Linked DNA regions of Homo sapiens: all the other regions are linked to region 1. A link is an interaction called in ENCODE POLR2A ChIA-PET data of the cell type or tissue named here. Cell type or tissue: HepG2. All regions are shown on one strand.

The links. Peaks named below come from ENCODE experiments on the same cell type or tissue, not always from the same donor. Only the 100,000 strongest peaks of a DNase experiment are listed, where the experiment ranks them.
Region 2: POLR2A ChIA-PET joins it to region 1 with 5 read pairs; 2 of 35 experiments call an interaction of 5 or more read pairs at or near these places.
Region 3: POLR2A ChIA-PET joins it to region 1 with 7 read pairs; 2 of 35 experiments call an interaction of 5 or more read pairs at or near these places.

Annotation. Positions count from the first base shown.
Region 1 is chr7:66,437,565-66,441,564 of GRCh38, forward strand. It overlaps the pseudogene RABGEF1P2. Among named protein-coding and RNA genes, the nearest start is that of LINC00174, 39 kb to the left of the region's middle. In HepG2, no CTCF peak of the experiment used is centred here; DNase peaks (open chromatin) are centred at 1,400, 2,337 and 2,727; H3K4me3 peaks cover 639 bases.
Region 2 is chr7:66,518,697-66,522,696 of GRCh38, forward strand. It overlaps the pseudogene LOC100420547. Among named protein-coding and RNA genes, the nearest start is that of LINC03011, 27 kb to the left of the region's middle. In HepG2, no CTCF peak of the experiment used is centred here; a DNase peak (open chromatin) is centred at 2,015.
Region 3 is chr7:66,703,199-66,707,198 of GRCh38, forward strand. It overlaps a transcript of RABGEF1 not described here. Among named protein-coding and RNA genes, the nearest start is that of RABGEF1, 36 kb to the right of the region's middle. In HepG2, no CTCF peak of the experiment used is centred here; no DNase peak of the experiment used is centred here.

The sequences.
Region 1 (4,000 bases):
CTTTCATATACAATATGTGCAGACTTCATGTTGGTCACTAAAGATACCTGAGATACATGCATAGGACTTGGCCACCTAACCATGAAACACGTAGTGTAGAAATGGAAAATAGGTGGCTTAGTGGCTCTTAAAACAGGAGAAATCTGAGGCCATATCCAGGTCTCTGATATAAACTAGTGATGCCTTACAAATAAACATGGTGATATTTGTACCAGTTAATTACCTCTTTACTTTAGTACACTAATTTAGAAGTCTACTAAATTATTACAGAACAAGAACACATCACACTTCTGAGCAAAAGAAAAACATCAAATCCAAGTTGAGCAATTTTCTAAAACATATTATTATACAGCATATATGCTTAAGTACTACAGTATACATATTCTAAGTTAGTATAGCTATCCCGTCAACATTTCAGGTGGGCTCAAGAATAAATACAAAACCTCAGTTTTTAGTTCTGATAAAAATGAAAGATGTATGTCACATGAACTCCGAATTTTTCCACATTAAGATATCTATCATGGTTCCTAACTTAAAAAAAAAAATCAATAACAGCTCACTTGTTTTAACTCCAAATATTTTACTCTAGAGAGAAAAAATATCTAGAGAAAGACAGCTACTTACTTACACAGTCTAATTACATTTCTGAAGGGCAAGAAAGCAAGCTTTTCTCCTTTACAAACTGAATTCAATATCTAAAAATTATTTCAACACAAGTCCACTGCTTATTAGCCTAGTGATTGCTGACCCCAGCTAGAATATAGCTAAACAGTTAAACACCCTGCTGCTTTTCTAATTTCCTTTTTCTTTCTAAGACTTCCTTACTGCATAGAAGGAACTTTTGGAGCTAATTCTGAGTTTAATGGTTATAGAATGTTACAACAGAATTAATCCCTATTTACAAAATGATTTCCTTTACAGGGAGTCTCATGAATTATTGCCACTGAAATTATGGGTCAGAAATTATGGATAAAAGAAACAGGTGTGGAAGTCACAACTACTTGACATTGGCAAAATCTAGCTGTGTAACCTGGACAAGTCACTTATCCTCTTGGGCTCTCAACTTCCTCATCTATAAAATAAAGGGACTGAAACTCCATAGCTGCTAAAGTCCCTTTCTTGTCTAAATTCTATCTGTCCTTTCTCTAACTGAATGAAAAAATTCAAAATCAAAATACAAAAAACAAAACAGAATTCAACAACAACAACCCTTAAAATTACTGCCACTGGCCTAACAATGGTTGCACAGAGTTAAAGGTCTACTATGGCAGTTTATACTATTTACAAGGTCACAAGTCAAAAAGGCCTGTTACTAAAGCACATAATTCAAGTGGCTTCAAGGTCAGAATTTCCACACAAAGATGATTCAAACACCACTGAGTTGCAGTGGAAAAGTACTAGCCTAAGAGTTGGGTTTTAGCTTGATTCAGAGGCTTTTCTTAGGTAAGTAATTTAACATCTCTTGGTCTTGATTTTCTCAGGCATAAAATGACAAGGTTGCACTATATTATCTCTAAGACCTTTCCTCAAACCAAAACTCTATGTTTCTATGTGATTATTCTCAACCTACCCTTTTGTAATGCATCCCTTCCAAAAACAGCTTGGTCAGTTTATAGATTTCTTGGCCTGTCTTGCAGAAGGTCTTGAGAAATTCTATGAACTCCTTAGACACTCTATCCATTTCAATGCTGGTTTGCCGGTTTATGGAAGGACTGGGAGCTTTTGCTTCCTGAATTTCAGCTGGGAAAATTAAACATAGTAAGTTTCAAGACATAAAAGATCCATGCATGGAATTACTTTAAGTATCTTACCTAAGGTTATTTAAATTATGTTTCATCAAAGTTAAACTTGAATTTAAATCATTTTATGTTTGAGTGGTTGGACAACTTCCCTTAAACTAAATCTGTTTTACAAGTAGAAAGTATGAGTAGACAAAACTACATTATCTAAAAGATATTCCTACTGAAATAAAAGTTGTTCTATTAGTATTTTCTTTGCCAAAATCTATCATGCTTTGATCTATCTATTCAATCATGAACACTGAAATGGCACCACTAGGCTTCTCAAAGACTGCTGGAGTTTATAAAACTAGTCAACAAATAGAATAACAATCAATAGAAGCACTGAAATGTTAGGTACTTATAAATGTCAGACAACCTTTCCAAATCCCATTTTACTTAACAAAAAGGCAAAGGTTAATGTGTTTATGTGGAGACTCACAATTATTTACCCACCATTTCGTTGGTGAGTCATACTGATCAAAGTGAAAGAACGCATCCAAAGTATTAATAGCAAGATGAACACGACAAAGCATAAAATGAAGAGACAAGGGAAACATGCACTACACTATCCCACCGGCTGGGCAGACAATTCTTTCCCCTCTTCAAATAAACACACTGAAAGGAAAATGGAACATTTACACAAGAGAGATAAGGATGTTGTAACAGGCAGTAAGTGCTTTCAGAAAGTATGAACTACCACTTGGTCTCTGACCACATTCTAAGCCTCCTGATTTTGAACTATGCTCTCTAATGTTTATAAGGAATTTAAGTTCCCCATATCCCAATGATTTCCTAAAAATAATTTTTTAAAAAGGTATGTTTTATTTGATTTTTTTTTTTTTTTTGAGACAGAGTACTGCTCTGTCACCCAGGCCAGAGTGCAGTGGCAAGACTTTAGCTCACTGCAACCTCTGCCTCCTAGGTTCAAGCGATTCTCCTGGCTCAGTCTCCAACTAGCTGCAATTACATGCGAGTGCCACCACACCCAGCTAATTCTTGTATTTTTTTTTTGTTTTTGAGACGGAGTCTCGCTCTGTCGCCAGGCTAGAGTGCAGTGGTGTGATGTCGGCTCACTGCAACCTCCACCTCCTGGGTTCAAGCGATTCTCCTGCCTCAGCCTCCCAAGTAGCTGGGACTACAGGCATGTGCCATCATGCCCAGCTATTTTATGTATTTTTAGTAGAGATGGGGTTTCGCCATGTTGGTCAGGCTAGTCTCGAACACCTGACCTCAGGTGATCCGCCCGCCTCAGCCTCCCAAAATGCTGGGATTACAGGCGTGAGCCACCGCATCTGGCCAGAAAGTATGTTTTAAAGATATTAACCTACCTATTCTACAGTTTCTTAAATTTTTTTTTTTTTTGAGACGGATTCTCACTCTGTCACCCACGCTGGAGCGCAGTGGATCTCAGCTCACTGCAACATCTGCCTCCCAGGTTCAAATGATTCTCCTGCCTCAGTCTCTCAAGTAGCTAGGATTACAGGCATGCCCCACCACGCCCAGATAATTTTGTATTTTAGTAGAGACAGGGTTTCACCATGTTGACCAGGCTGGTCTCAAACTCCTAACCTCAGATGATCCTCCTATCTCAGCCTCCCAAAGTGCTGGAATTACAGGTACAAAACACTGCGTCTCGCTCTCAGAGTAATTCCTTATAATCTTTGATCTTCAGGAGTTTTTTGTTTTTTTTTTTGAGACGGAATTTCACTCTTGTTGCCTACACTGGAGTGCAATGGCGCGATCTCAGTTAACAACCTCCACCTCCTGGGATCAAGCGATTCTCCTGCCTCAGCCTCCCGAGTAGCTGGGACTACAGGCATGTGCCACCACGCCTGGCTAATTGTGTATATTTAATAGAGAAGGGGTTTCTCCATGTTGGTCAGGCTGGTCTTGAACTCCCGACCTCAGGTGATCCACCAGCCTCGGCCTCCTAAAGTGCTGGGATTACAGGTGTGAGTTACTGTGCCTGGCCTAACATTTCTATTTCTCCAAAATTTTCTACTAATAAAATCTTACATGTACCAAATGAAATATGTACATTTTAGCATTACTGGTAATAGCAAAAGACTGGAAATAACTGGCCATCACTGAGGGACTAAATAAATTATCCTTTAATCCATAAAATAAAATGCCATAGGGTTTTAAAATTAAAAAGTATGCTTCTTGTGTACTGATATGGAAAGAGCTCATAAATGTATTGGAAGCAAAAACATAAATTA
Region 2 (4,000 bases), 81 kb after region 1:
GTCCCAGGAACTGCCTCATCACTTGGCTTCTCTCCCCCTGCCCTGCCCCCAGAGAGGGATTCCAGGGACCCTCTGGTGGGCGAGAGCCTGAAGAGACAGGGCTTTCAAGGTAAGGTTGAGCTCAGGGGGAGGTCTGTTGTCCCAGCACCAGGACCTTGACCTGGTTTGGGTTTGGAGGGCCAGGCTGGAAGTGGGGAGGAGCTGGCCCCCAACTTCAGGGCCTAAGGGACCAGGCAAGCCAGGTTGGCAGCCCAGGCCCGGCTGTACCCTGTAAGCTCTGTGTTAGAGACTCCAGGGGAGAGGGGGTGCCTACAGGTGGACGGTGGGGGAAATTGGGGGTTGGGAGGCTACAGGGCGCAGGAGCCTGCCTGCCCCCCTCCAGGAAGGTAGCTGACATGCCCACTCCTTATTCAGCAATCAGCTGTGGTCTTAGTGCTTTGAAATCAGAATAAGAGCCAGGCGTGGCACCTCACGCCTGTAATCCCAGCACTTGGGGAGGTCAAGGCAGGCGGCTTGCTCAAGGCCAGAAGTTCGAGACCAGCCTGGGCAACATAGAACCCATCTCTAGGTCTATTTTTAAGAAAAGAAATCAGAGGCTGAGTGCAGTGGCTCACACCTGTAATCCTAGCTCTTTGGGAGGCCGAGATGGGTGGATCACTTGAGGCCAGGAGTTCAAGACCAGCCTGGCCAACATGGCGAAACCCCGTGTCTACCAAAAAAATACAAGAATTAGTCAGGCGAGGTGGCATGCACCTGTGATCCCAGCTACTTGGGAGGCTGAGGTGGGAGAATCACTTGAACCTGGGAGGCGGAGTTTGCAGTGAGCCAGGATCGTGTCACTGCACTCCAGCATGGGCAACAGAGCAAGACCCTGTCACCCTGTCTCAAAAAAAAAGAGTGGGGGGAGAGAGAAATGGTGGTGTAGGATCCCTCCGGCACATGCGGGCACTTGTCTTGTTTGTTTGTTTGTTGAGATGGAGTTTTACTCTTGTTGCCCAGGCTGGAATGCAATGGCGCAATCTCAGCCCACTGCAACCTCTGCCTCCTGGGTTCAAGCGATTCTCCTGCCTCAGCCTCCTGAGTAGCTGGGATTACAGGTGCACGCCACCACACCCGGCTAATTTTTGTATTTTTTTTAGTATAGACGGGATTTCACCATGTTGGACAGGCTGGTCTCGAACTCTCGACCTCAGATGATCTGCCAGCCTCAGCCTCCCAAAGTGTTGGGATTACAGGCATGAGCCACTGCACCCAGCTTTTTGTTTGTTGTTGTTGTTGTTGTTGTTGTTTTTTCTGAGACAGAGTCTTGCTCTGTCATCCACGCTGGAATGCAGTGGTGTGATCTCGGCTCACTACAACCTCCACCTCCCAGGTTCAAGGGATTCTCTTGCCTCAGCCTCCCAAGTAGCTGGGATTACAGGTACACACCACCATGCCCAACTAATTTTTGTAGTTTTTTGGTAGACACGGGGTTGTAGAGATGGGGTTTCACCATGTTGGCCAGACTGGTCTCCAACTCCTTCCTTCAGGTGATCCTCCCGCCTCGGCCTCCCAAAGTGCTGGCATTACAGGTATGAGCTGCCGCGCCTGGCCACACTTGGGGGTTTTTAATGAACACTCTCTGGGTGAGGGTGGCTGGGTGGCTCATACTTGTAATCCCAGCTGAGGCAGGTGGATCATTTGAGCTCAAGGGTTCACAGCCAGCCTGGGCAACATGGCGAAGCCCTATCTCTACCAAAAACACAAAGAAGAAATTAGCCAGGCATGGTGGCACACAGCTGTGGTCCCAGCTACTCAGGAGGCTGAGGCAGGAGAATTGCTTGAGCCTGGGAGGTGGAGGTTGCATTGGGAGCTGCCAGGCGTGTCCCCTGTGTCTGTGGGGACTGCCCGTCCTCCACCATCTGCTGGATCAGCTGGGCTTCCGTTCCCTCCTTTGTCTCCAGCCCCCCAGTGACTTCATGAAGCCCATACCCCCTGCCTGCCAGCCCAGGGCACAGGACTCTGCACTCTATGGTGTCCCTCCTCTCCGGGCTTATTTATTGATTTGGTGGTTTTCAAATGTCAACAATTAACTGAATTTCCAACTCATCACTGTTGTGGCAACAGTGCATGTCCTTCTGGAAAAAACACATCTCCATCAAGACGTTGGTGCTGAAGAACCTGAGCGGCCCACTCCAAAGATCCGTTAATTGCCAGAGAAGGAGTTCCCCATAATTAGAAAATCATCTTCCTTAAAAGTCACCAAGTGCCTTTTCACTGAACAGCCCAAACCCATAATCATTTTGCGCTTTGCAGAAAATTACGACGCGAGGCTCTTACGGATTGACATTGCCAACACGCTAAGGGAGCAGGTCCAGGAGCTTTTCAATAAGACATATGGTAAGCAGCGCAGAACCCCTGGGGAGGGACATGTAGCTGCTGTGGACAGAGAAGTGGCAGGTTTCCCAGTTCCAGCCGAGGGGATTTCTGGGGAAACGATTCACCCCTTTACATGTATTTCTTGAGCATTTACTATGTGCCAGGCACTGTCTCAGGCACTGGGGATATTGCTGTGAATAAAACAGACACAGTCCCTGTACTCATGAGCCTTGCAGACCAATGAGGTGAGACACACTTTCAACAACTACACACAGAATTTAATAGACAGGGGCCCGGCTCGGTGGCTCATGCCTGTAATCCCAGCACTTTTGGAGGCTTGAGCTCAGGAGTTCAAGGCCAGCCTGGGCAACATGGTGAAACCCCATCTCTACCGAAAATACAAAAAAGAAATTAGCCAGGTGCAGTGGTGCACACCTGTGGTCCCAGCTACACAGGAGGCTAAGGCAGGAGAATCGCTTGAGCCTGGCAGGCAGAGGTTGCAGTGAGCTGAGATCGTGCCATTCCACTCCAGCCTGGGCAACAAAAGCGAAAATCTGTCTCAAAAAAAAAAAAAAAAAAAAAAAAAGGAGCATACGACATGGGAGCATATTGGTGTGGCTTTTTCTTTCTTTTCTTTTTTTTTGAGACAGGGTCTCACTCTGTCACACATGCTGGAGTACAGTGGCGTGATCATGGTTCACTACAGCCTCAAACTCCTGGGCTCAAGCAATCCTCCTGCCTCAGCCTCCTAAGTGGCTGGAACTACAGGCATGCATCACCATGTCCAGCTGTTTTTTAGAAATCTGTAGTAGAGACAGGATCTTGCTATGTTGCCCAGGCTGATCTCGAAATCTTAGACTTAAGTGATCCTCCTGCCTTGGCCTCCCAACATGCTGGGATTACGGGCATGAGCCACCATGCTGGCCTTTTTTTAATGTTCTGATCAAATAGCTTAGATTGTAATGCCTATACCTTTCCACAATGCTACATAAGAGCTTTCTCGTACCATTCACTCTCCTGCACGCATGTCTTTCCATCACACCCCCGCAATCCCATGTACACACACCCCACGCTGCCTCTCACTCCTGACGGGCAGGACCCTGCCTCTCACCCACAGGGGAAGCCTTGGGCATCAAGTACCCGGTTCAGGTCCCCTACAAGTGGATCAAGAGTAACCCCGGCTCCATGATCATCGAGGAGCTGCCACCAGGAATCCTGTTCCGAAAGCCCTTCGGCTCCCAGAACCTGGAGAGGATTCTTGCCATGGCCAACAAGATCACGTTCACAGTCACCAGGTACTCAGGGGGAAGGGTGAGGGTGAAGAGGCAGGACTAGCTCAGATGGGGGCTTACACCTGCGAATCCTTAGCCTTTCCCTAGGTCGTGCCCTCCCCACTGGACAAGGTGGCTCTCCTGGCACCATCCTGGGTCCTGGGGGTGGCCAGAAAGGGACTGCAGGCCAGCCTGAGTGCAAGGTGTCCTTCAGAAGTGGGACTGGTCACCCCACCATGGCAAGGGCAGCCTTCGAGGGCATCTTCAACCTGTTCAGCAACACCTGCTCACTGTACCCCCAGCCCCCAGGAAATGCCTTTAGCCCCCATCAGAGGGATTTGCCCAAGGTCTTGGGGCCAGCCAGGGCAGAG
Region 3 (4,000 bases), 270 kb after region 1:
TCCTGACCTCGTGCCCGCCCGCCTTGGCCTCCCAAAGTGCTGGGATTACAGGTATGAGCCACCGTGCCTGGCCTGTATGTAAGTTTTTTATTTGGATGAAGTTCAACCTATCTATTTTTTCTTTTGTTGCTTGTACTTTTGGTATCATATCTAGAAAATCATTGCCAAATCCCAGGTCTTGGAGATTTACCTCTGTTTTCTTCTAAGAATTCTACAATTTTAGCTCTCACAGTTAGGTCTTTTATCCATTTTGAATTATGATGTCAGGTAAAGATACATGAGGTGGGGTAAAGGTCTAACTTTATTTTTTGGCATGTGGACATCCAGTTGTCTCAGCACCATTTGTTGAAGAGACTATTCTTTCCCCCATTGAATGATCTTGACACCTTTTTCGGAAATCAGTTGACAATAGATGTATTGGCTTTTTTTTTCTGGAACTCTATTTCATTGGTCTATATGTCTGTCCTTATGGCAGTATCATGAGGTCTTAATTACTGTAGCTTTGTAAGTAAGTTTTGAAATTGGGAAATTTGAGTCCTCCAACTTTGTTCTTTTTCAAGACTGTTTTTGGCTGAGATTCATTGCATTTGCATTTGAACTTTAGGATAAACTTGTCCATTTCTGTGAAAAATGGCAGTAGGAATTTTGATAGGGATTGCACTGAATCTGTAGATCATTTTGATGGGTATTGCCATCTTAACAATACTGTTTTCCAGTCTATGAACATGGGACGCTTTCCCATTTATTTAGGCTTTCTTTAATCTCTTTCAACAATGTTGTGTACTTTTCAGCACACAAGTCTTGCACCTCCTTTGTTCAATTTATTCCTAAGTGTTTTATTGATTTTGAAGCTATTGCACATAGAATGGCTTTCTTAATTTTATTTTTGAATTGTTATTGCAAGTGTATAGAACAGAGTTCTTTATTATCCCCATCTGGCACTAGCAAGCCACACTGGGGGCACAAACTGTCACCACCACAGCCACCTCTAAGGTTGACAGTGGGAGACTGTAGGCACTAAGTGAAAAGTTGCAACATTCTCCTAACCAAAATTTAACAGGTTATTTCTTAATTAACCACTCTTTTAGTTGTTGCAGGTTTTTAAAAAAATTTCAGAGTTCCAGAAAACTTGAATCTGACACTTTTTGCCAGCTTAATTATTGCTTTAATGGACTGATGGATTTCTGGAGGTCCTTACTCTGCTATTTTCAGTGACATCACTCTGTATGCCTTATTTTAAAACTGCCTATCTATTTTCCCAAGTGGTTGTATCATTTTACATTCCCACCAGCTACATATGAGGGGTTACAATTAAAATGTTTAAATAGTCGGCCAGGTGCGGTGGCTCACACCTGTAATCCCAGCACTTTGGGAGGCCGAGGCGGGTGGATCACGAGGTCAGGAGATCGAGACCATCCTGGCTAACACTGTGAAACCCCATCTCTACTAAAAATACAAACAAATTAGCCGGGCGTGGTGGTGGGCGCCTGTAGTCCCATCTACTCAGGAGGCTGAAGCAGGAGAATGGTGTGAACCCAGGAGGCGGAGTTTGCAGTGAGCCGAGATTGTGCCACTGCACTCCAGCCTGGGTGACAAAGTGAGACTCCGTCTCAAAAAAAAAAAAAAAAGTTTAAATAACCAACGTGTATCTTCAAGTAATATGCTACTTCATGTGCAGAGAAAACTTTTCACTAGGCCTTGCAGCTGGCCTATATTTAGTTTTTTAAGAAACCACCAAACTGTCTTCCAAAATGGCTATACCAATTTGCATTCCCACCAGCAATAGATGAGGATTCTTGTACATGTTTTGTTACATGTATACCTAAGTATTTCATTTTTGGGAGAGCTGATGTAAATGGGAATGTATTTTTCACTTCAAATTCTATTTGTTCCTTGCTGATATATGGAAAAGCAATAGATGGCCGGGCGCGGTGGCTCATGCCTGTAAACCCAACACTTTGGGAGGCCGAGGCAGGCATATCATTTGAGGTCAGGAGTTCGAAACAAGCTTGGCCAACATGGTAAAACCCCGTCTGTACTAAAAATGCAAAAAATTAGCTGGGTGTGGCAGTGCATGCCTGTCCCAAAAATGAACATTTTAGCTCTCCCAAAAATGAAATCCCACCTACTAGGGAGGCTGAGGCAGGAGAATCACTTGAACCCAGGAGGCAAAGGTTGCAGTGAGCTGAGATTGCACCACTGCACTCCAGCCTGGGCAACAGAGCGAAACTCCATCTCGAAAGAAAGAGAGAGAGAGAGAGAGAGAGAGAGAGAGAGAGAGAGAGAGAGGAGGGGGGAGGGGGAGGAAGCAGAGGAGGAGGAGGAAGAGGAGGAAGAAAAATGGAGAAAAGCAGTAGACTTCTATATATAGCTTTATGTCCTGCAACCTTGCTATAATTGCTTCAATTATCTTTTAGAGCCATCAAAATTAAGAAAGAAAATTATATCTACCTTTTTTATGTTACTTCAAGCACTTTCAGTTTGATAGATACAAGTGTTTTTTTTTTTGTTTTTTTTTGTTTTGTTTTTGAGACGGAGTCTTGCTCTGTTGCCCATGCTGGAGTGCAATGGTGTGATCTCAGCTCACTGCAACCTCCACCTCCTGGGTTCAAACAATTCTCCTGTCTCAGCCTCCTGAGTAACTGAGATTATGGGCACACACCACCACACCCAGCTAATTTTTTTTTTTTTTTTTTTTTTTTTTTTTTTTTTTTTGAGACGGAGTCTCGCTTTGTCGCCCAGGCCGGACTGCGGGCTGCAGTGGCGCAATCTCGGCTCACTGCAAGCTCCGCTTCCCGGGTTCACGCCATTCTCCTGCCTCAGCCTCCCGAGTAGCTGGGACTACAGGCGCCCGCCACCGCGCCCGGCTAATTTTTTGTATTTTTAGTAGAGACGGGGTTTCACCTTGTTAGCCAGGATGGTCTCGATCTCCTGACCTCATGATCCACCCGCCTCGGCCTCGCAAAGTCCTGGGATTATAGACATGAGCCACCGTGCCCGGCCTGTTTATTCATTCATTCTTTTGATGGACGCTTGGGTTGTTTCCATCTTTGGATATTATAAATAAAACTGATATGAACATTTTTATACATGTCTTAGTATGAACATATACTTTCATTTCTCTTATGCGATACCTAGGAATGAAGTGACTAGGTCGTACGATAGGTATGTATTTTAGTTTTTAAAAACCCGCCAAACTGTTTTCCAAAGTGGCTGTACTATTTTGTTTTTAGACGGAGTCTCGCTCCGTCCCCAGGCTGGAGTGCAGTGGTGTGATCTCTGCTTACTGCACCCTTTGCCTCCCGGGTTCAAGCGATTCTCCTGCCTCAGCCTTCTGAGTAGCTGGGACTACAGGTGTGTGCCACCACGCCCGGCTAATTTTTTGTATTTTTAGTAGAGACGGGATTTCACCATGTTAGCCAGGATGGTCTCGATCTCCTGACCTGACCTCATGATCCGCCCGCCTCGGCCTCCCAAAGTGCTAGGATTACAGGTGTGAGCCACCGCGCCTAGCTGACTCAAAATATTTTCTAATTTACCTTATGATTTTTCTAATTTACCTTCTTCTTTGACATACTGGTTTTTTTTTTTTTTTTTTTTTGAGAGGGAGTCTTGCTCTGTCGCCCAGGCTGGACTGCAGTTTCGCGATCTCAGCTCACTGCAAGCTCTGCCTCCCGGGTTCACGCCATTCTCCTGCCTCAGCCTCCCGAGTAGCTGGGACTACAGGCGCCCACGACCACGCCTGGCTAATTTTTTTTTGGTATTTTTAGTAGAGACGGGGTTTCACCATGTTAGCCAGGATGGTCTCGATCTCCTGGCCTCGTGATCCACCCGCCTCGGCCTCCCAAAGTGCTGGGATTATAGGCGTGAGCCACCGCGCCCGGCCCGTACTGGTTATTTTTGAAGTATGTTGATTAGTTTCCACTTATTTGTGAGTTTTCCAAATATCTTTGTTATTAATTTCTGATTTCATTCCATTGTGGTCAGAAAACGTATTTTG